Linked DNA regions of Homo sapiens: region 2 is linked to region 1. A link is a loop called in an ENCODE intact Hi-C map of the cell type or tissue named here. Cell type or tissue: B cell. All regions are shown on one strand. Each heading gives the region's core, and the rest is flanking DNA. Links, peaks and the distances in the headings are about the cores only.

What was found. A loop is a pair of places that touch in the nucleus more often than their neighbours do. Peaks named below come from ENCODE experiments on the same cell type or tissue, not always from the same donor. Only the 100,000 strongest peaks of a DNase experiment are listed, where the experiment ranks them.
Region 2: a loop joins it to region 1, with 35 times the contacts of the local background. A loop is called at or near these places in 48 of 110 quality-filtered maps.

What each region holds. Positions count from the first base shown.
Region 1 is chr11:18,726,684-18,738,581 of GRCh38, forward strand. It overlaps PTPN5 (protein tyrosine phosphatase non-receptor type 5), which reads right to left. Exons shown (of 15, transcript NM_006906.2): 9 at 11,197-11,281; 10 at 6,873-6,952; 11 at 6,552-6,689; 12 at 5,909-6,019; 13 at 2,975-3,135; 14 at 2,770-2,883; 15 at 1,245-2,344. The coding sequence ends at 2,251. All of the region lies in intron 2 of IGSF22-AS1 (IGSF22 antisense RNA 1), which reads left to right. Among named protein-coding and RNA genes, the nearest start is that of IGSF22, 6.4 kb to the left of the region's middle. RefSeq lists enhancers at 4,797-4,876, 4,907-5,046, 5,232-5,351. In B cell, for the core only: CTCF peaks have their summits at 5,473 (motif pointing left) and 5,674; DNase peaks (open chromatin) are centred at 4,988 and 5,448; H3K27ac peaks cover 551 bases.
Region 2 is chr11:18,107,118-18,119,015 of GRCh38, forward strand. It overlaps the pseudogene SAA3P. Among named protein-coding and RNA genes, the nearest start is that of SAAL1, 7.0 kb to the left of the region's middle. In B cell, for the core only: CTCF peaks have their summits at 8,569 (motif pointing right) and 8,770; a DNase peak (open chromatin) is centred at 8,574; H3K27me3 peaks cover 445 bases.

The DNA of each region.
Region 1 (11,898 bases), core at 2,715-7,714:
CTGAGTATCTTTACAAGGCCACCCTGGGGAAGAACAGGGAAATGTTAGGTCTCCTTCCTCTTCCCACTTCAACAGCCCAATCTCCCTAATCTGGGTAGAAGAGTAGGAGGGCCCATCCTCCGGGGGTTGTGGGGAGGTCTCTGCTTGAGGGTGACTGGAGAGTATGGCCACCTCTTCTCAAGGACTTCCATCTGGGCTGCTTCAGCCACCTGTTGTTTTCTTTTCTTTTCTTTTTTTTGAGATGGAGTCTCTGTCACCCAGACTGGATGCAGTGGCACGATCTTGGCTCACTGCAACCTCTGCCTCCCAGGTTCAAGCGATTCTCCTGCCTCAGCCTCCTGAGTATCTGGGATTACAGGCGTGCACCGCTACGCCCGGCTAATTTTTGTATTTTTAGTAGAGATGGGGTTTCACCATGTTGGTCAGGCTGGTCTCGAACTCCTGACCTCATGATCTGCCACCCCTCGGCCTCCCAATGTGCTGGGATTACAGGCGTGAGCCACCGTGTCCAGCCCACCCTGTTGTTTTCTCATCATCTGTAGCACACCCCGCATGCCTGGACCCTGGATCCCACCCAAGGTTCTGGCACCTTGTAAGGACTTGTTGGTCAGCACCCTTGCCCTGGACCCCTCCTTCTGCCCTGGGGTGACCCCCACCTGCCAGCAGTGGCATCATGGCTACTTTTGCTCCATCCCAGGGGGGCAGGGGACAAGAATAGAGCAGGAGTGTCCAGGATGGCTCAGGATCTCAGCCCACATGCAGATTCCCTGGGCCCCTTGGGAGGAGCTACTCTGAGCCCAGGCCTTACAAGGGAAATTACTGGGCTGCAGCTGCTGTTGGGATCTGTGGAGCTAACATGGGATAAGAGTTTGGCCAACAGGGAGGGGCCTGGGTGTGACCTGAATGTCTCCTTACCCTAGCCTTGGCTTCTCTGGCACATCTGTTGGAAATGGTGACCTGCCAGCCACTGTGCCTTCCCTGGAAGCCTTCCACACCTGTCCTTGAGGCTCCCCATGGCCCAGAGCATGTGTCAGGGCCAGGGCTGAGGCTGTGTGAGAATCCTGCAGAATGTTCCCAGTTTGGCTTTACAAATTTGGACTCGCTCCATACTCCCAGTCTCCACAAGGGGCTCCAGTGAGCAGAAGGGCCAAGCTCACTGTGCTCATGCTGGGGAGGGGCACAAAGACCCAAGTACAGGAAGGAAGGCAGTGGAGGGGAGAGGCAAATCACACAGACCCAGGAGGTTAGTTTTGCTCAAAATGCTCCGTTTATTGCTCTATTCAATGACCACGAGCGAATTATAAAAAGACACCAAATGTCTCTGTCTGCCGTGGGATAAATATTTAAAGTCAGCAATAAAAACACGTGGCTCCAAGATAATACATGTTGCCAAAGAGTCATGCATGCCCTCCTGATGGGCTCTCAACACACGCATGGACATGGGAACACACGCAGAGCAACACGCAGTGAGACTTCTGGGAAGGCTTTCCCACAGTGACACAGAAAAATGTCTCACGTAGATCTGGGCTGAGTCCCCACCCAAACCTTGAGCTCCCCTCCCCTCCCCAACAGGGCCTAGATCCTCTGGGTTCTCCATGCCCCATCTGCCCCCTACCTTGCCAGTGCCTCACAGGCTGGGCACCCTCCTGAGAGCATCTGACACCCAGAGGCCACCCTGGCTGTGATGCCCACTCCAACCTAGAGAACTCTCCCTCAGCTGAAAGCTCTCTGGTGACCTTCTGGAGCTCCCCATGCCTAACTCCCCGTCATCTGCCTTTTGGGAGAAGTGCGGGTGAGGCCGAGGCAGGCAAGTCCGGTTGCTTAGGGGCTGGAGCTCATTACCCCTTCCTGGCTGAGGAGACACAGTGTCCGGTACAGAGGGCAGAGATGGATGGACAGACAGAACACATTGCAGCAGGACACAAAGTGTAGCACGGAAACATTCTGGATCAGGTATTGATGGAACCATCGTTAAAAACTGGAGCCCGGGGTCTGCGTGGTGTGGGTCAGGCCCCGGGGCCCCAGGCCTGGCCTGGCATGTCCCTTCCCGACCCTGCCCCCCACTCCCCAATATGTACAGTAGGAAGAGCAATGCTGGAGGGTAGGGGTCAGGCCAGGCTGACAGAGGACAGAGGGAGCTGACTGAAGGGGAGGAAGCGGGGAGCAGGCCCAGGACCCGAGGCAGGGCCCTGGGTGAGGGCCGAGACTCAGGCTGGGCAGTGCCCAGAGAACCTTGTAGGAGAAGCGCAGTCATTCTGGGGACTGGTGGGACAGCTGCTTTTCGTAGAGGCTCATGACGTGGTGCACAAACTGGTACTGCTCGCATGTCTGGATCATGCCGCCCCTGCCCGGCAGAGATGCACAGTGGGGGCAGGGTCGTGGAGGGATGGGCTGTGGGAGGTGCCCCAAAAGCCATGGAGTAGCAATCACTTGCCAGGCCTTGCCCCTGTGCGTCTTGGAGAGACCAACCCTTGCCAACCATTACCCTCTGCCCCTTCCTATCAGGGACACAGATGACATGTCCTACCACTTTCGGCCTCTGTCCTTTTATCCACCAGCTCTGCTTTTCTTCCCTCTTCATCTGGCCCCCCACTGTCTGGATCCTGCCCCTCTACCCAGCTGTCCTCGCTACTCCTTGTCTGCCCATCAGTCCGTGCCAGTGTTTTCCATCTGCCCCTCACCCCCCGCCCATGCACATGTGGGTCTCTCCCTCTACCCGCTCGGGGCTCTAGCTCCCTTGTGTGTCCCCACTCCCGCCCGTGGGCTGACCTGTCCTGACGGAGCTGGCACGTGGTCTTCAGGATGTCCACCACACCCTCCTGCCGCAGCTGCTGGCAGCAGATGCTGGTGGCAATGAAGCAGCCGGTCCTCCCAATCCCTGCACTGAGGGCCGAGGGGACCGGTGGGGTGAGGGGCAGGGCAGCCCAGCGGGTGGGGGGCTGCCCCGCTCCAGTGGCTGGCTGGGAGGACCCACCTGCAGTGGACGATGATGGGGGCACAGTGGGGCCCCTCCTGCTGGGCTGCCTCCTCCACCTCCCGCACCAGGTGCAGGAGTGGGGGGGCCCGGTCTGGGGTCTTCTGGTCGGGCCAGGATGTGAACCAGTAATGCTTCAGGCCTCGCTCCTCAGTCCCACTCTGTCGAGGAGACAGAGGCCCACCCCAGGTATGTGTGAACTCTTTCAGCTCACAAACCAGCCCAGAGATAGAGATGAGATGGAAGGAGGAAGAACACAGGAAGAACACTGAGAGTGGGACCCCTTCACCCTTCCATCTAGGCCACATTGCCCAGTGGCACCAGACACAGACCCAAAGCCAGCTTGGTTTTGGGGGTTGGTCAGCAGCGTTGGCATGGATCTTGCCTTTGGTCCTGCCCCAACAACTTCAGGATCATCCAAGAGGGGCCAAGAGCCCCTTCTCCAATTTATTACTATCTCCAGGGTTCCTTATCTTAACAAATGGTCCCCCAGTCATCCCTTTGTCACATAACCCAGCCCCGGGACTCTTCTTCGCCTCTTGCTGTGCCTCGCCTGCGCCTGCGTGACTCGCCTCTATCTTAGTGCTGCAATTAGTGCTGCAAGTTTTACCACCTCTTCACACTCCCCGCTTCACTGCCACCTTGACCTTTATCATTGCTCGAGTGTGGGAGATTTCTGCCTCATCCCCAACTGTCTCAGATCCACAGAGTCAAAATAGTCTGTGTACAACACACATCTGGACATGCTGCTCTCCTGCTGAAAACCTGTGGCTTTGGACTGAATGTGTGTGTCCCCTTAAGTTCACATGTTGAAACCAAATCCCAACATGGTGGTATTTGAAGGGAGGGCCTTTGCGAGGTGATGAAGTCATGAGAACGGAGCCCTCACGAATGGGATCAGTGCTCTTACAAAAGGAGCTTTCACTCCTTCTGCCACGTGAGGACATGACCCTGGAAGTGGGTCCTCACCAGGGTCACGGTGCCTTGATCTTGGACTTCCCAGTCTCCAGAACTGTGAAAAATAAACCTGTTGCTTACAAGCTACCTGGTCTATGGTATTTTGTTATAGCAGCCTGAGCAGACCACAACATCCTTCAATGTCTCTCACTGCTCTCAGAATAAGACCCACTCTCCTCAGTCCTTCACCTGGCTAGGAAGACAACTGCTACAGGGCCTGCCCTTCCAGACACACCTCCTGCCCCTGCGTACTTGTACTCAATGCTCCCACACTCCAAAAGGTTTGTAGGTAAAATCTCAGCAGCACACACAAACACATGTGCACACATACATGCACACAAGTGTTCCATCTTCCATGTCCTTACTTTTATTATTTTCTCACTGGGAATGTTCTCCTGACTTGTTTGCCCCTGGTCAACTCTTACTTATCCTTCAAGACCCCATTCAGCACCACCATGTACAGGAAGCCCTCCCTGAGCACATCAGCTGGCAGAGTGTCCTTCTTTTATACATATATATATACACACACACCTATATATATATTTATATTTTATATATATTTTATATATTATATATTTATATTATATATATTTTATATATAGGTATAATAGGATATGTATATCATATATACATACATATATGATATACATATCCTATATTCATCCAATATAACATCATATGATATACATATCCTATATTCTATATACCTATCTCTAGCTCAGTACTTACCATCTTATACAATGCTTCTCAAGGAAAGAGTCCAAGCTTTGGGAAGCTCTGTGTTCACAGTATCCAACCCAGAACCAAGCTCAGGCCAGGTGCTCGTAATGTCTTATGGACAAAAGTAAATTCCCTCAAACTCCAAGATGCCCTGGTTCTTCCCTCATCATCTCCATGGCATTGAGAAGGTGAGCAGCCCTGCCTCATCTCAGCCTGTCTTTCTGGGGAATTTCTACTCAGGAAGCCATTTTCTCAAGTCCTGAGTTACCTGGCTGTGACAGTGACCACTACTTCTGCTTTTCACTTCCTGGCCCTTCATGCCCTCCAACAAGACCTGGATCTTAGAGCTGCTTGTGGGGGCACTGCTCTTGGGGGCTGAGATGCTCTCGACACCCTACCTGGCCCCTATTCAGTGGGAGAGGGAACAGCTCAGAGGGCCAAGTCTCCGGTCTTGTGCTCAGTAACCCCTGTGGCTGTCAGCATCAATGAACTTCCTTGGCTGCTCCTGGATAGGGCATCAGCTTCCTGATGCCTGGTTCACCTCTTCCAGCCTTTGGGGTTATTACAATTACAGCCTTCCCTAAACATGGGTCTTATTTCTCACAAACAGAATCCACTAATCCCGATTTCAAAGGAACAGTCTCCTCTATTATGCTGATCCTGGAGGAAGCACAACTTCAGGGTGGGAGGATACCTTCTCCCACTCTTCTGGGCTGTTTTGTATTGCTCATATTTTGTGTGTCTTCCTTTTTCTTGCTGTTTTCTGTAACCACAGCCCCCTGTACAACCCCAAAGCAGCAAAGAGTGCCTGCCCTCTTGTGGACAGATTGGGCACTACAGGCCAGAAGCCCAGGATCCCAGGTGAAGAGATGTTTCTAAGGAGGATCTCAAAGTCATGATGAACCCTCAATTATAAGCACAGTGCTGGAGGCTGCTGAAGTCCCCTCATCCAGACAGTCCTGGCCTTGGGTACATTTGAAGCATAGCTAGAATGCATTATGAATGACAGAGTAGAGAGACAGAGAGAGCCCAACAGCATGAAATGTAACTGAGGACTGGGAAATGCAAGGGGTTTGATTCTACCTCTGGCTCCCAAGTCCATTCACCTCTCACTCATCCGTAATTATCAGAAAATCTGGGAGTGACACTGGCTTTTATGTCAGTTACAGTGGACTTGGGGGACCTGTTCTCTGTGGAGCCCCCAGTTAAGCCCCTACACTCATCCTCAGCTTCACCCAGCCCTGCCCCAGGCCTCACCTTGAGGGAGATGAGTCGCAGCCGGTAATCCTCCGTGTGAATGACTTTCTGCACAGTGATCTCAACACCGTCGTACGCCACCTGCTCCTCCGGCCAATACTCGGTGCATTTCTGCAGGGGCCCAGATCAGGCTGCCATACAATCCTGTTCCCTTCCCACAACTCTCTACACTCTCTTCAGGGCCAGCGGAGAGATACACAAGGGCAACAGGGTTGCTGCTACAGAGTGTTGGGTTCAAATCTCAGCTGCAAACTCTATAAGCTACTTCCGTTTCCTGAGTCTCAGTTTCTTCCTCTGGAAAACAGAAGTGCTACCCATCTGAAGGACTTTTATGGAGATTCGGTTAAATGGGCCCTTATGGGTACAGGAGTAGCCAACATCTGTCCTGGCAGGCTGGGAGGCAGCAGAGTGCTGTGTTTAAGGTCACGGGCACTGGAAGTGGAGAGGCCACCTCCAGGCATGCCTCTATCTGTGAAGCCCGGGGCAAATGACTTAACCTTACCGAGCCTCACATCTCCTCATCTTGGCAGCGGAGTGAACACCGCCGACCTCTTGAGATTGTCATAAAGATTAATTTGAGAACAAGATACTTAGTGTAGGGCGCAATGTAGCAGACACTTAGAATGGGGACGGGGGTCCCTACCTCGTTCATCTCCTCGATGTTGGTGATCATGACAATGATGGGCGTGTGCTCCTGCCACACCATGCGCCAGAAGTCGGCGACCGTGCTGACGATGGGTCCCTGAGTGGCGATGTACACCTTCTCCTCCCCACCATAGCCCTGCGGCCAGCCAAGTCCAGGCTGTCAGGGTCAGAGGCAGTGCTCCCAGGACCCCATCCCCACACTCAGGCTCTTCACAGGAGCTGGCAGGAGCCAGACTGGTGTAGGGACAAGGCTGGAGGATGGATCCCATCGACTCAGGCCTCCCCTTGAGCAAGAGGCCGTCAGGGTGGGAATACGTACCCGGATGTAGTTGGCATTGATGTAGGAACTCAGAGGGTCGTCAGGGTCTGGTGAGGTCAGACACACTCTGCTGTGAGGGTCTGGGGTGGTGGGAGACAAGTAAGGCTGGAAACTGGGCCCTCTGGTGCAGGACCCACTTGCTCTGGCCTATTCCAGCATACCCACACTTCTTCTGCGACATTAGCAGTTCTTCCTTCCCTTGCCCAGCAGCAAAACATTGACCCATTCATGGTTCATTTTGTAGGTGAGGACTCAGGATGAGGAGGAGGGTGGAGAGAGAGGGGGGTCCCCGGGTCTCTACCTCTGTCTCTATCCTTAGCCTGTGCCTCTTAAGTTGCCCTATACTCACTGCATCTTAGCTTCTGGAGAGGAGACAGCTAAGTCAACAATGGAATTACCTAGGGAAATTCCTGTACAGATCTTGTTCAGCAAGAGACAGCTAGCTTGAGTACACACTGTCATTGACTTGCTGTGTAGGCTTGTAAAACACATGGCCTTTCTAAGCCTTAGTTTTCCTATCTGTCAAATGGAGGCAAAGATGCCTACTTGCTTGGGCTGTTGGGAAGATGAATGAGAAAAGAGATGTGAAAGTTCTGTGTAAACTGTAAAGTGCTTTATAAATATAAAGGGCTGTTAAGATTCGGGAGTAGAAAGTTGACGGAGGCTATTAACATGAAAACGATAGTCTCCTCTATCTGGATTAAGACTGTGGGGTCTCAGCCTCATGTCCACATATGCAAAAAGGTTTTTTTTCCTTTCAATTTATTCACATGTCAAATCCCATAGTAAAAGGGTCTCTGTCACTCAGCTGGAGTGCAGTGGCACGATTATGGCTCGCTGCCGCCTCAAACTCCTGGGCCCAAGTGATCCTCCTGCTTCAACCCCCTGAGTAAGCAGGACTAAGCCATGAGCCACTGCACCTGGCTAAATTTATTTTTTTATTTTTATTTGTTTATTTTGGTAGAGATGAGGTCTTGCTATGTTGACTAGGCTGGTCTCCAATTCCTGGCTCAAGTGATCCTCCTACCTCGGCCTCTCAATGTGCTGGGGTTATAGGCATGAGCCACTGTGCCCAGCCCCCACTCTGCTCTTCTTCCTGGAGTAGATTTTGTTTTGTTCCAGCTACAGCCTCTCTGCATTGACTATTCTGTCAGCCTGCAGAGGCCAAGACTGAGGTTGTATGGGGTAAGGGGGAAGCTGGCTGGGGCCCCAGATTCCTGGGTTCTGGTTTAGTTTTGTCATCAGCTCACTTGTCCAGGCCTCAGTTTCTTTCCTATAATAGGGAGGACTGGACTAAAGGCACTTCCAGTGTGCACATTAGGAGGCTCTCACAGGCAGTATAGGGGAGTCATTAAGAGTCTACACCGCTGAGCCAGAGAGGCTAGGTTCAAATCCTGATTCTGACTTACTAGCAGTGTCAACATGGACAATTTACTTTATCTCCCTGTGCCTTATCTGTAATCTGGGGATGGTCATTCCACAATGACCTTGCTTATCTTGTAAAGGAGTTAACTTTAACAACTAGAGTCCTTATGCCAGTAACTAGGACCAACACGAAGTATCAGTTGCTGTTATTCCTGACATTATTACAAGTTCCACAAGTTAAAGGATAAAAAGAAGGATCCTAAACCCAGTAGGAGAAATTGGGGAGGTAAAGGGCACAAGCTTCGCCTCTTTAGCCCAACCCCAATGTCTAAGGTTTTGGCAGGTGATTTGGGGCAGTTCTTGTGAAGAGGGGGTGTAGAGGGTGGCAGGGATGGAGAGGAGACAGGGTAAACGGGAGGGGGGCTTTTGGGGGACCTGCAGCAGAGAGGGGCAGGAAGCTCTGTATGGGCCGTCTCCCTTCTCCTTGTCTGCAGGCAATGCTGTTCTGTCAGATTCACGTGCACAGTGCAGGGTAGGGAGTGGTGAGTGGTGAGGCTGGAGAGGAACCAGGCGACAAAGGGTCTTATAAACCAGGCTTAGAAAGCTGGATTTAGGCCGGGCGTGGTGGCTCAAGCCTGTAAGCCCAGCACTTTGGGAGGCTGAGGTGGGCGGATCACTTGAGGTCAGGAGTTGGAGAGCAGCCTGGCCAACACAGTCAAACCCTGTTCCTACTAAAAATACAAAAATTAGCCAGAAATTGCTTGAACCCAGGAGGCAGAGGTTGCAGTGAGCCGAGACTGTGCCACTGCACTCCAGCCTGGGCAGCAGAGTGAGACTCTGTCTCCCCCAAAAAAAAAAAAAAAGCTGGACTTAAACCTGAGGATTACGAGGGTGACAACAATGATGGCATTTAAGGAAGAGAATGACACAATTAGATTTGTTTTGCCTCATTTTGGTGACAATGGTAGAAGATGGAGAGGAGAGTGTGGAAGCCAGAAGACCAGTTAGAGGTTTACTGCAATGATCCAAGTAAGAAGTGTCAAGGATCACAGGGCTGTCCAGCCTGGCACGGCTCCAGGGGGCACTTATGTCAATGTAGTCTATGTAAATTGTGTCCCCTGGAATTGGACAACATGAAAGCCCTAACCTCAAAAACATCATTTGGCAGTGAGGCTGGAGAAGAGGATGTAGATTTGAGAGATATTATTCATTCATTCATTCAAATAGGTGCAGACCCCGGCATGGTGGCTCATGCCTATAATCCCAGCACTTTGGGAGGCCGAAGCAGGCGAGGACAGCTTGAGGCCAGAAGTTTGAGACCAGCCTGGTCAACAGAGCAAGACCTCCATCTCTACAAAAATTAAAACAGTCCAAATAGGTGCAGAATGTCTACCATGTGCCAGGCAGCACTGCTTTGATGCTTGGGACACGGCGGAGAAGGGGACAGAAATTGCTCCCAGCATCTTGTTCTCAATGCTGCCTGTGGGTTACTGTTCACTCTGACTGTAACTGTGCATGGACCTCTCTCCCCCGCTAGGCTGGAAGCTCCTTGTGCACAGAGTCTGTGTCCTATTTATGTCTAAATCCTCAGCCCCTGGGGCAGGAGCCGAGGAAATGTGTGCCCAGTGAATGAGAGAACAAACCTCAGCGCGTCCTGGATCTCAGAGGCAGCCTCTGCTCAGCCTCACCTGCCCTCTGCACCCCCCAACCCAGTCTCTGAGGGCACAGGCTCCATTCTTGCTGGACACAGACAAGATTCTTTATTGGGCTCGGGGGCCTGGAGGCTCAGGGCATGGTTGGAGGCAGCTCAAGCCTCTTGGAATGCAGCGGGGACTGCATCTGCACGGAATCCTAGTCTGCTCCCACCTTCCCCCAGTGGCCATTCTGAGCAGCCAGCAAAGTCCAAGGTTCTAGGATACTCGAGTCCCTCCCTCCAGGTAGGGCTGGGATCGGGGAGGGCAAGACGAGGGAAGAGGTGAGCATCCCTGAATAATGCATCCTGGCCTTAAATGGCTCTTTGTTTAACCGGAACTACCTAGAGACTGTGTAACCATAGCAACTACAAGTCGATATTTTAAAAGTTAAAAATAAGTCATGACATCTTACATGTTGTTGGAGATGCTGATGGCAAAACTGCTTTTTAAAAGCCTCGCTACTCCACAAACTGAATGGAGTAGGTTTATGGGGATTCACTTTCAACAAGTCAACGCCCAAGCTAGCCCTGGGGACTGGGGTCAGAACTTGGCGAGGGTGGCAGGCTCATCGAGGCTTGATAAAAGTTATCTGAAAATGATACCCCAGGGCTGAAAGAGGAGCATCAGGTCACCTGGTCTAACTGCCCCCAAAGGAGGAAAACCCCTTTCAGACCTTCTAGGGGACTGCTCGTGCCGCCTCACTTGAATATACTGAGTAATGGGGAGCTCACTCCCTGACAGAGACAACTCATTTGCCTGTGGGAGTGGATGTCCCTGTTAGAGGGCTTACAATTCGACCACACTCCACACAGTGTAGACAGAGAGCCTGACTCTGGGATCACAGAGGCCCAGGTCTGAAATTCAGCTCTGCACTTCCTAGCTGTGGGACTGCAGGTGAGCCACTTAACCTCTCTAAGCCTTAACTTCCTTTCCTTAAAATCTGCCCACTCTGAAAAGAGTTTCGGTTACCACAGTGTGGCTAGGAACTGCTGTCATTACCACCCTTTCTCTTTGGGTTTCTAGAGGGTCCAGCACAACATGTGGCCAGGCAGGGCAAAGGACCAGAGAGTGCTGTGCGAGGAAATGTACTCGCCTCTGGCCTCACCAGGGCAGCGCTTCCCTTCAGCCAGCAACCCCCAGCCCTCTGTCCCACCTCCTCCAGTCCTGTCACCCCTAGAGGCCCAGCTGAGGGTCCTCCTCAGGGTGAGGGGATCCCCAGGTGAAGCTGAGCCTGCCCCCATCCCTCTGGGACAGTGAGTACTCACTGGGAAGTATGGTTTTGTACCGGTTCTTCCGCACCAGCCCAGGGATGTCGTACTCTTTCGGATCCACAAAGTTCATGGGGATTTCCTGTGGAAGGAGGACACGGGGTGTGAGCAGCTATGGGCCCTCACAGATGTTTGAATCCAGGGGCTGCTGTGCCCCCAACTCCTAGCCCAGGGGCTGGCTTGAGTGCACGCATTCATTCAACAAACATTTACTATTAAGAGAGTTAGTGCTCACGACGCATTCAGAACAGTGCCTGGCACATGCTGAGTGTGTAATAAATATGATAATGACTATTGTTTATGGAGAGCCAGCCTGCCATATATAGACAGTCAATAAATAGCTGATGAATGAAGAAAAAGACAAAAAGTGACCTGGCCAATGGCTGCCTTCTTCCATGCTCCCTGGGCAGCATTCCTCCCTGGGCATCCCTATCTCGGGACCTAGGTTCGTGCTGCTTGCTCTGTGGTAACACACACCCCATCCTCATCTCATGTCCCGCCTCCTCTGAGAAGCCTTCCCTGATTCTCCAGAAGGAGAGAAGCCTCTTTCTGAGATCCCAGGAATATCTGCACCTCCCAACCACTGTCTGTGTCCAGAGCTCTGAGTCTGAACTTCTCTCCTGGCATGTGAGGGCTTCTTGAATCTGGCCTCTCTTTACTTCCAGTTAGGCCTGTTTCTCCCCTGTTGTTAATCTGCTG
Region 2 (11,898 bases), core at 5,579-10,578, 620 kb before region 1:
CCAACTTCTTAAACTGTTAAGATGAAATTAATACTAAGGAAGATAGCAGGCCAATCCTGAAGTACTCCCAGTTTGCTGCAGAATCTTGCATGTTTCGAATGTTAAGAGTCCAATTTACTCCAGTTAATTTAACTTTTTTTCTGTCTGTCTTGTGGACTGGTTGGCTCTTTTAGAACTCTTTAAAAAAAAGTGCATGAAATATAACTTGTAAAGCCTCCTACAACTGACAGTATTGTGTGCGTGTGTTTAAACCGAATCTAGAAACCTTACAACAGACCTGCATAGTATTAGTATTGATTAAAGAACCACAATTGTAAACATGAGAAAACCTTAATTATGGATTTCAGTTTAGCACTTTTGTAATTGCAGAATTACATTTTTGCTGCTGTTATATTAGAAGAATTTTTCAGTGTCATCTTGAAATAGAAATGTGTATTTTAAGCACCCATGCAAAGGTAAATGAAAAACACTTCTTTCTCCATAAGAATCGTAAACATTAAACTAAAAAAATTACCTATGATGGAATTGATTTACAAGTACCCACTTTGATTTAATGGAATTAAATTTATAGATGATATAAGCTACTTCCACATGAAATTTCAAAAATATCAATATAATGACCAAACAGGAATGGAGACATGAAATTATTTATTTATTTATTTATTTTATTTATTTTGAGACGGAGTCTCGCTGTCGCCCAGGCTGGAGTGCAGTGGCGCGATCTCGGCTCACTGCAGGCTCCGCCCCTTGGGGTTCCCGTCATTCTCCTGCCTCAGCCTTCAGAGTAGCTGGGACTACAGGCTCCCGCCACCTCGCCCGGCTAATTTTTTTTTTGTATTTTTAGTAGGGACGGGGTTTCACCGTGTTAGCCAGGATGGTCTCGATCTCCTGACCTCGTGATCCGCCCGCCTCGGCCTACCAAAGTGCTGGGATTACAGGCGCGGGCCACCGCGCCCGGCCGAAATTATTTAAAATAAAATGTCCACATGAATATTTTAAATACTCAGTCATAACTATATTAGAAAACATAATGAAGGTGTCCAATGTTTGCCTAGAATTACTGTGATACTTACGTCAAAGTCAAACAAAACATAGAGATGAATCTCTAAATTTAAAGCAATTGATTTAGAAAGTAAGAATTACAATTCAGGGCATACACACAGATGAGACAGGTGGGCGTCTTCAATATATCTGAAGTACAAAGAGAAGGTTGGGGCTTTTATAAAAAGGAGAAATGTTACACGTTGTTTTGAAAGAAATTTTATTGGTTTTAGTAAGGTTTGGGGGAGCTTGCAAGCTAGGATTGGTGAGAGATGGCAGCAGGTAAAATTAGTCTTAGAGTCACAGTAGGTTGTTTCAGCAGTTGTTAGATAAAACTGGTCTCCGTTTACAAGAGGCAGTTTCAGCAGTCAGGCTTGCAGAGAGTTACCTTTTTGGAGACAGAAGGTCTCCCTGTGTTGCTCAGGCTGGTCTCCAACTCCTGATCTCAAGTGATCCTCCCACCTCAGCCTCCAAAAGTGTTAAGATTACAGGCATGAGCAACCATACCCAGCTCATTTCTTTTATTTATTTTATTTTAATTAATTAATGTATTTATTTATCTTTTGAGATGGAGTCTCGCTCTGTCGCCCAGGCTGGAGTGCAGTGGCACGATCTCGGCTCACCGCAAGCTCCGCCTCCCGGGTTCACACCATTCTCCTGCCTCAGCCTCCCGAGTAGCTGGGACTACAAGTGCCCACCACCACGCCTGGCTAATATTCTTTGTATTTTTAGTAGAGACGGGGTTTCACCATGCTGGCCAGGATGGTCTCGATCTCCTGACCTCGTGATCCACCGCCTCGGCCTCCCAACTCATTTCTTTTATCATATACACACATATAGGTTATGTTTACCAACCATCATATTGATGTGAGTCCACAATTCAATACTTGCTGGTTTATGATATATAATTTATGTTAAATTTTGACATATACTCATGGTATATTATTTGTTTTATTCTTAATAAAATAAAAATGAGTTTTAAAAAGAAGAGGCCAGGACTGGGCGCGATGGCTCATGCCTATAATCCTAGCACTTTGGGAGGCTGAGGTGGGCTGATCACTTGAGGTCAGGAGTTCAAGACCAGCCTGGAAAACATGGAGAAACCTGGTCTCTACAAAAAATATGAAAATTAGCCAGGCATGGTTGCGCACACCTGTATTCCCAGCTGGGAAGATGGCTTGAGCCTGGGAGGTGGATGTTGCAGTGAGCTGAAATCGCACCGGTGCACTCCAGCCTGGGTGACAGAGTGAGATCCTGTCTCAAAAAAAAAAAAAAAAAAGAAAGAGGCCAGTCTAAAATTCATTTGTAAGTTGTTGGCATTACTGAGATAACCTCCCAATGTCTTCTCAACTTTTATTTGAGTCTGATACTCACAGCTAGGCTCCATGAGTTTTGTTTTTTTTCTTTTCTCTTTGGATCTCAGGTGCACAGAATTGGATTAATCATAATCCTTAGTTATTACACACTCTCCAATGTCATCAGTGTGCTAATCAAACAGAATTACATTTTATAACCAGAAAGCAGGTTTTTTTTCCTTTCTTTTTTTTTGTCCCAATATCTCTCACTTTGATCCTGAACACAAGTCAATTCATGCCTTCCCTAGTTACTCAAAGGTTATTGAAAGTACTGTACAGGCCAGGTACGGTGTTCTCATGCCTGTAATCTCAGCATTTTGGGAGGCTAAGGTGGGAGGATCACTTGAGCCCAGGAGTTCAAGACCAACCTGGGCAACATAGTAAGACCCTGTCTCTACAAATGTTCTTTTTAAAATTAGCCAGGTGTGGTGGGGAGCACCTGTAGTCCCAGCTACTCAGGAGGTTGAGGTGGGAGGGTAGCTTGAGCCCAAGAAGTTGAGACTGCAGTGAGTGGTGATCATGCCACTGCACTCCAACCTGGGCAACAGAGCAAGACTCTGTCTCAAATAACAAAACAAAACAAAACAAACAGTGTTATACAGGTAGTAATTTAAAGCCACAGGTTTGATGGCATTTAGTTTATCTCAAAATGGTAACTAGAAAGTCCAGGTCCAAGTCATGATTTGAAGCTTCCAATTCATTTAAAATGAAAATTTCTCTCCCCTTTCCTAGTTAAGCCCACTATAGATGGGTACTTCAGTCTGGAGGGGGGTGATGACTTTGTTTCCTTCCCTGCTTCCTCCTCCCACAGATAGACAGCTGCTCTTTCTGACCTCTCCCCGATTAGGGGGGAAGGATTGGAAGTGAGAGGGGAGGGAAAGGAAAATTCTTACTTGACTGGTGTTTTCATAAGATGGTTTCATGTTCTTTGGGCCCAGCAGGTGTTTGAAGCTGATTCTGTGTATGTGTGTTGTGGATTCTTCACATATACCACCTCCATCGCTGGAGACGCCTCTCCACAGCTCCCTTGAATAGCGATGCAACCTCCTCCATCTTGCTGGTTTTTTCTCAGCTCCTTATTGCTCCTCACACACACAGATTTGATATGAGATTCATAGATTACTAACTAGGGTAGCTCATGGAATACATTCATAGGAGCAGTGATTACATGAACTCATATGTGCAAGCGTGTTTTATAAGTTCTAAACTCCAATGCAATTGCTAGTTACAGCAAATGGTTCAGAATGTTGACTCTAGCATCAAACTAGCAGTGCAACTTGTGTATGTTATCTAAATTGTCTGTGCCTCACGTTTCCTGAGCTCTAAAATAAGGATAATTAAAGTGTGAGGATCCAGTGGATAACAGAAGAAATCACTTAGACCAGTGCCTGGCCCTTGGTCACCGCACCATGAATAGTAACTGTCATTCTACCACCTTTATCATGATCACACATTCTTTCACTGCCATTGACTCGTTTAGATGAGCTTGAAAATCAACCAGCAGGAGTACTGCCATATTAACCACTGACTCTGACAAGGATGGAACTGGATTCTCAAGAAGGCATGAACAAAGTGCTATAGAGGCATTCATTATTACCCCAGGGTAAGGATTTAGGAGCTGACAGATCTGATTCATTGAGAAGATGACATTTTACCCTGGCACGAACCAAGGAGTAGTCAAAAAGATAAGAGAAATAGCTTTGAAAGGTATTTCTTAGTACCATGGACAGGGACTGGTTGACACTGGGTTTGGGAAATGAAGTGGGGAAAGATTCCTGGGATTATGCCTTCGTGGCAGGGAAAGAGAACACTGAGGAATCCAGATTCCTGGGGGGAAGAAAAAAGGAAAGGACATAGCTGACTGGACAGAAAGGAGGCCTGGACATAGAGGGGCCTAGAAACAGTCCACTGTAACCAGAGATACTTGGGCCAGCAAGACCCAGGAGAGAGGATCCAACTTGGGAAATAAACTATGTGGAGTGTCTGAGAACACCCCTCTCCAAGAATCCAGGATTTTCTGGGATTATGAAAGGAATAACCTCAGGCTACACAGTGAACTTGGAGATGGTCACTGCTGGGGCCAATTCATTGTAACTCCAAGTACTTTTGCTTTTTTTTTTTTTTGCATCTTTATTTATTTCTTTCCTTCTTTCTAACTCTCTTCTTCCTTTCTTCATTTTTCCATTTCTTCTTTTCTTTCTTTTTAGAGACAGGGTGTTGCTCTGTTACCTGGGCTGGAGTGCAGTGGTGTGATCATAGCTCACTGCAACCTTGAGTTCCTGGGCTCAAGCTATCCTCTGGCTTCAGCTTCCCAAGCAGCTGGGATGATAGGTGCACATAACCACACCTGGCTGTTTTTTGTTTGTTTGTTTGTTTTTTGTTTTATAGAGATGGGGGCTTGCTATGTTGCCCAGGCTGGTCTCAAACTCCTGGCTTCAAGCAATCCTCCCGCATCAACCTCCCAAAGTGTTAGGATTACAGGCATCAGTCACCATGTCTGGCCCTTATTTGCCTTTTTGAAGGCATATTATTTGTCTACAAAACCATCTGGGCCTGCTGTTTTCTTTGTAAGAAGATTTAATCTCTTAAAATAATTACAGGCTAATCTAGATTCTCATTTCTTCTTTAGTCGGTATTTGTAAATTGTATTTTTCTATGATTTGTTGATTTTTAATTTAGTTTTAGGCTTCATTACTGAAGTTGTTCATAGGATTATCTTATTATCTTTTCTATTTTATGAACCATATAATTATAGGCTTATAGTTGGTCCATATTATGGTCCATACAATGTGGTCCATGTATAGATATAGTTTTCTCCCCAATTCCCACTATTGTGCATTAGTGCTTTATGTTTTAAAAAATAAAACAGTGATGTTTATTGGTCATCCCTATGGTACTAAACAGGCCCATGATCCCAGGAAGACTGTCATATTCTGCTTCCAGATTCCAATAACAAACTGGATTTCACAAGCATTTATTAAGCATTTTTATGTGTTCTATATCAAGTACTAGGGATATAGAATTCAGTAACTGTAGGTCAACAAATGTCCCTGCCCTCAGGGGCTCACAGCCAGGTCTCCTGAGAGCAGATTGAAAAGGAAGCTCAGTATTTCTCTGGCAGGCCAGCAGGTCGGAAGTGATTGGGGTCTTTGCCACTCTGGCCCCATTTGTTGGTAGCCTGGCCAGCCAGCGAATCCTCTGCATGGTCTCCTGTGAGTCTCTGGACGTTCTCTCTGGCATCGCTGTAGTCCAGGCAAGCAAGGAGATTAATCACCAGGCCAGTGAGCAACAGCCCACCTTCCCATTCTCTGCTTTCCAAGGGAGGACTCTGGGAGAAGCCCAGGAAGGCCAAGGAAGGAGGGGTGAAAACAATGACCCTGCCTGGGCACTGCCCCACTCAGCCAGGCTGGGCACCCCTAGGCTGGATGAACAGCACCCAGAGAGGGAGGGTGAGGAATCACTCACTTCTACCATCCACTCAGACCCTCGCACTAAGCACACAGGCAGAGAGAGGGCAAGAGGAGGAGGGGCTGCAGCCTCTAACTTCTCTGCAAGGAGCTTACCTCTCTCCTGACTGTCCAAGGCAGTCAAGCTCTGCTCACTCATTCCTGGCAACATCAGGAATGTGCATTACCTGATCACTTCTGTAGCCCAGACAGCCCCAAGCCCCCTTTGTACAGCATCATAGTTCCCCCAAGCATGGAAGTATTTGTCTGAATTTTTTGTAATTGGCTTCTTTCATGTCAGAGTAGGCTTTCCACATGTCTTTAGTCCCTGGAAAGGAAAGAAAATGATCAAAACAATTATATACTGGGAAAATAGAGGAATGAACAGTTTTCTTCTCACTACTTTCCTCCCGAAGATTTCAGCCTTCAACAAAGCCCTTGGAAATTATATTGGCTTGAAATAAATATTCTTCTACTTTTCACTTCTCTGGGTTAATGTAATGAGAATTGTACTTGGTGTAAGTTTCATTCTGTTTGATTCCATTCTAAGTTCTGTTATTACTTTGTTTTAACCATGTGTGATGCACCTAAAGAAGAGATGAAATGGTCCTTAAGGGATGTTTCATTGTACAATGAACTTCTACCTGGAAGGACCCAGGGAACCCTCAGTTCCCTGGTGTGAGAACACAGGGGATTCTGAGGGAGGCTGCAGACATATGGCGCTCCTAACCTAGTCAATGAGAGAAATTCATGCCTGTAGGTAGAGTGAGGACAACTTGGTCCTGAATACATCTGAATGTCCAGGCTATAATTAGAAACTGACATCTGTCAGAATTCAGTCAGCAAGTGATAAAGGTGAGTTACCTAAGAAAGCTTTATACTACTGGGTAATCAAATTCAGAAAAAGGACAACTGACCCACTAGTTCAGAACCTCAATGTCCTCCCCAATGAAATGGAGGAGTATTGCCTGCCTCACAGTGATTATGCAGAAGAGCAGAGAAAATACATGTATGATGTCTAGAACATTGTAGGTGGCCAATATATTATCATTTCACTTCTCTGGTCCTTAGGAAAGGTGGCATAAGAAAAAAGAAGGGCTAAACTAAGATGAGGAGCAGGGAGTTACGGACTGAAGGGATCTGATCAAGCTAGAATTAAGTGACGAAGATTTTTTAGAAAATTAACTGATTACGGAAAAGGGGGAACTCAAATATAGAGTTATAATCATGGTTTATATAATTTCTCTATTAGATAACTCATCTTCATTTTATGCATTTATTACTCCTGGTGTTAAATTGATTGCTTTTATTGAGAGTTTATGACATTTTTACTCTACTTATTCCTCTGAGTTACTGACTTAAATGGCTCCTTGATGTTCAGATTGGCTTAATAAGTACTTCCAAAATTCCTGGCACATTTTATCACTTTCAGCAGCAAAACAAGAGGTAGTGGTTCTCAACCTTTGCTGTGCATAAAAATCTACCGAGGTGCTTAGCAAAGGCAAGATTTCTAGGCTCTGTCCCAAGAGACTGTGGCTGCTGGGGGCAGGGGGTAGGGTATGGACCCGGGAATCTTCATTTCATTTCACAAAGCATCCCAGAATCCAGGTGATTCTCACGCAAGTGGTCCCAGAACAACCCTTTGAAAAATATTAACCTAAGGAATGAAAGATATTTGTAGTTGAGTGTGTGAACATGTAAATAGGATTAAAAGCAAATCCTTAAAACCATTTTTCAGAGACTCAGAAAAATAATAATACCTGAAATTTAAAATACTGCATTCTGAAAACAAAATTTTGCCACTTTATTATGGCTAGTGGGGTATATTTCTCCCTCTCTCTCTCTCTCTGTCTCTCTAGATGGAGTCTTGCTCTGTCTCCTAGGCTGGAGTGCAGTGGTGTGATCACAGCTCACTGCAACCTCTGCCTCCTGAGTTCAAGCAATTCTTCTCCCTCAGCCTCCCGAGAGGCTGGGATTATAGGCGCATGCCACCACACCCGGCTAATTTCTGTATTTTTAGTAGAGACAGGATTTCGCCATGTTGGCCAGGCTGGTCTCGAACTCTTGACCTCAGGTGATCTGCCCACCTCAGCCTCCCAAAGTGCTGGGATTACAGGTGTGAGCCACTGTGCCCAGCCCTCGGGGTATATTTCTCTTGCTAGCAGTTTCCTGGCCATATATAAGCCCCAGTAGAACCACCATCAAGGTAATTCACTGTAGGTTTTACTGGGATAAGTGGAGCTAGACTTACCTTCCAAAGGCACCACATCCTATTTGCCATTTCTTAGATAAAGGATGAGCTATGTGTTCACAAATCCGAAACTCTTGTTTTGAAAGCAGCAGAGTACCTTGATTAAGAGCAAGTTCTGCAGAGCAAGACTGCCTGGGTTAATCCTGCTCTGCTTTGGAACTTCTTTACGTATCTTGGGGTTTGTGTGTGTGTGTGTGTGTGTGTGTGTGTTAGTGTGTGTGTGTGTGTGTGTGTGTTAGCTTCTCTGTTAAGGGATAATGCTGCTTGCATCATAGGACTAAATGATGGAAACCAATTCATTAGTACATTTAAACAGTGCCTAGTACGTATTAAAATCTCAGCTAAGCTTGGTTGTTTTTATGGGGACGGTTGGCTCCGTTCAGCTTCCCCATGGACTCGCCTCACACTTTTGATCCACCTGCTTCCTGGCTTCCCAGGAGACATAGACATGAACTGTCCCAGATTTCCCACTAGGGGGCAGTAGAGCCCCACCGGTATTATGGGAACATGCACCCCTCAACTCCACATCTCTCTCATGGTCCTGCTGAAAAGAGGCAGCTCACACCTTATGCGACCTCGGCTGGAGGATCCTCATAGAAGAGTGTCAAAGCTGTCCAGAAAAGCATGAGGAACCACGCTTATGAAAAACCATGCCCCTTCTCTATCCATCTGTGGCATCACTAGCACCTTTGCCCAGTGGGGATGTGGCCTCTGCTCAGCTGCATCCTGGGGGCAGCCAGAAGCAGCCTCCTGCCCCCTATCCTGTGGACCTCACCTTGGCCAGCTGCCTTGAGGAATGTTAACCATCCTTGGCTGCTGACACCCAGGACCAGGGAGCAGAAAATGATGCCAGTGGAGAGCTTCATCCTGCTGCAGGGCCAAGGAAACACAACCAAGGATAATACACATTCTGTTTCAAGTTTTTATTTTTTGTAATGTTAGTCCATTCTTTCATTCCAAGAAAAAAACCCACTCGGTTTTACACACGCACACACACACACACACACACACACACAGGTGTATGTGTATAGATAAAAGATAGAAGGTCAGAGGGTCTACGTCTCCATTTCCATTTGTCTCATTGGAATCCCAGTATCTGACAGAAGAGGAGCAGTGACCCAGGATAAAGCAAATAGACAAAAGTCACACCATGTTTGAGAATCATTATTTTAGATTAGAGCCTGCCAAAATTAGGAATTATGCCTCTTTCTGGGTTCTGAGCATATTTTAGGCACAGTAAAATGAAAGTTATAAGGCAGATAGCTGTCAGAGGATTTCCCTGTCCCTTTGGTTCTTATCTAAGGCAATGCTAAGCAACATTTGAATATTCCCTACACAACTTCCATTCCTTGGAAAAGGTGGGATTCCCTGTGGTCAGTGTAGTATCTGAGCTGGCGTGGCTCACTTGGTCCCAGGAGTAGACAGTAGAAGAGGGGGAAGAGGAGGGGAGTTGTCAACCATCCACAGCCACTGGTCATGGTGTACTTGGAGGAGCTGCTTCATAAAGCAGGGCATGTGATGTCCAGACCTCCTTTTTCCTACTCTTCTTCAGGCAGAAATTGAGGGCCAATGATCACATCCTGTCACAATTATTTTACTCCCTTTGGAACCATTCAATGCTGGAAATCTACTTTCTCGTTTTATTCAAGTCATTCTCTTCTTTGATAGAAGTTGATATGGTTTGGATCTGTGTCCCCACCCAAATTTCATGTTCAATTGTAATTCCCAATGTTGGGAGTGGAGCCTAGAGGGCGGTGATTGAATCAGGAAGGCTGTTTCTCATGAAAGGTTTAACAGCATCCCCCTTGGTACTGTCGTCGTGATAGTGAGTGAATTCTTTTGAGATCTGGTTATTTAAAAGTGTGCAGTACCTCCCCCCTCACTCTCTTTTGTCCTTGCTCCCACCATATGAGATGCCTCACTCCCGCTCTGCCTTTGCCATATTGAAAGTTTCCTGAGGCTTCCCCAGAAGCAGAAGCCACTATGCTTCCTGTACAGACTAAAGAACCATGAACCAATATAACCTCTTTTCTTTATAAAGTACCCAGTTTCAGTCATTTCTTTATGGCAGTATGAGAACGGACTAATACAGAAGTATTAGAAAGCAAGTGGCGTGGAGACACTGGCTCATGCTTATAATACCAGCACTTTGGGAGGCTGAGGCAGAAGGATCACTCGAGGCCAGGAACTCAAGACCAACCTGGGAAACATAGCAAGACCCCATCTCCACTATATATCTGTATATATATTTTTTAAATTAGCGGGGTGTGGTAGTATGCACCTGTGGTCCCAGCTACTCAGGAGGCTGAGGCAGGAGGACTGCTTGAGCCCAGGAGTTGGAGGCTATGGTGAGCCATAATCACACCACTGCACTCTAGCCTGGGTGACAAAGTGACACACTGACTCACAGGAAAAAGAGCAAGAAAGCGAGTATGATTTCTAGATACCAAGAGGAACTCCTCACAGGGACTTTGACAAGCCTTGCCTGTTTTCTTCCTTTGTTACTTAATGTATTCTGCCTTCCGGGAAGGTACACGCAGTTTCTTATGGTGCCAAGCTGAGAATAATAGACAATAACGGCAGTCAGTTCTTTTCACTTGTTTCTCCTGAAAAAGAAAGATTTCCTGTCATGATATCAGAGTCCCCAGGCCTTAAAGGGATTTTCCAACAGTCTCTTACAAGTGACTACGTGTGCTGGTTTGCATGAGATCAGTGTCTATTGTCCAAGCTTAATAGTGGCACATCTTTTCATTGTCTACAATGGCCTGGATTGAACAGTAAATCAGATGGTAGCACTACTCTGATAACCTTGTGTGACCAGGCTGATTGAGAGGCCCAAGACACCTCCATTCTTTTAAGTTACAATTAATTTAAGTAGAAGAGGAGAATACTAAGGCTTAATTCTATTAGGAATTAGAAAAACAAAAATCAGAAAAGCCCAAAAGTCCACAGGTATCATGACTAAGAATGACATCTCAGACCTAAGCCCCAGTCTTAGAAGACCAGCGGGAAGAACTTTATATTCCCTAAATATAAAATGAAGAAAATAATGATACAAAATCACTACCCTCAAAAAATTCACATTTAATGAATCCTAGTTACCAGAATAGTAGATATAGGAAGGATGCAGAAAAATACAACTCCCTTGTAGGGTTGTTGTGAGGATTAAATGATTAATGCTGACAGGGACTTGGGTTAATTCTGGGCACGTGTAAAGCATTTAATTAATTTTAGAGCTTCCACCTTAACCAAGAAAACGCATAATAATTTATATTTTCCAGGAGACAGAAATATTAATTACAATATTGTTACCAAGGCAACCTATTATTAAGACATTAGTAAGTAAGATTACCAATTAGAACTACAGTTATAAGGACCAAGGTTTATTTTCACATAGTGTCAGAGACGTTTGAACCAGAGCGACTCTATTTGGCATGAGGGCTAGGAAAATGAGGCTGAGATTGCTAGGCTGCGTGCTCAGAAAGTTAGGCATTCCTAACCTCTAGATGTTTACAGTTAAGGGAACAAATTCGTAATGTTTACTAAACAGACCCAGACTTGGGAGTGTGCAAATATCCCAATATTTGGAGAACAAAGACATTCCTAATTTTTCTTTGAAGATAATAACATTGGCCGGGCGCGGTGGCTCACGCCTGTAATCCCAGCAATTTTGAAGGCCCAGGTGGGTGGATCACGAGGTCAGGAGTTCGAGAGCAGCCTGGGCAAAATGGTGAAACCCCATCTCTACTAAAAATACAAAAAGCAAAATTAGCTGAGTGTGGTGGCACGCGCTTGTAGTCCGAGC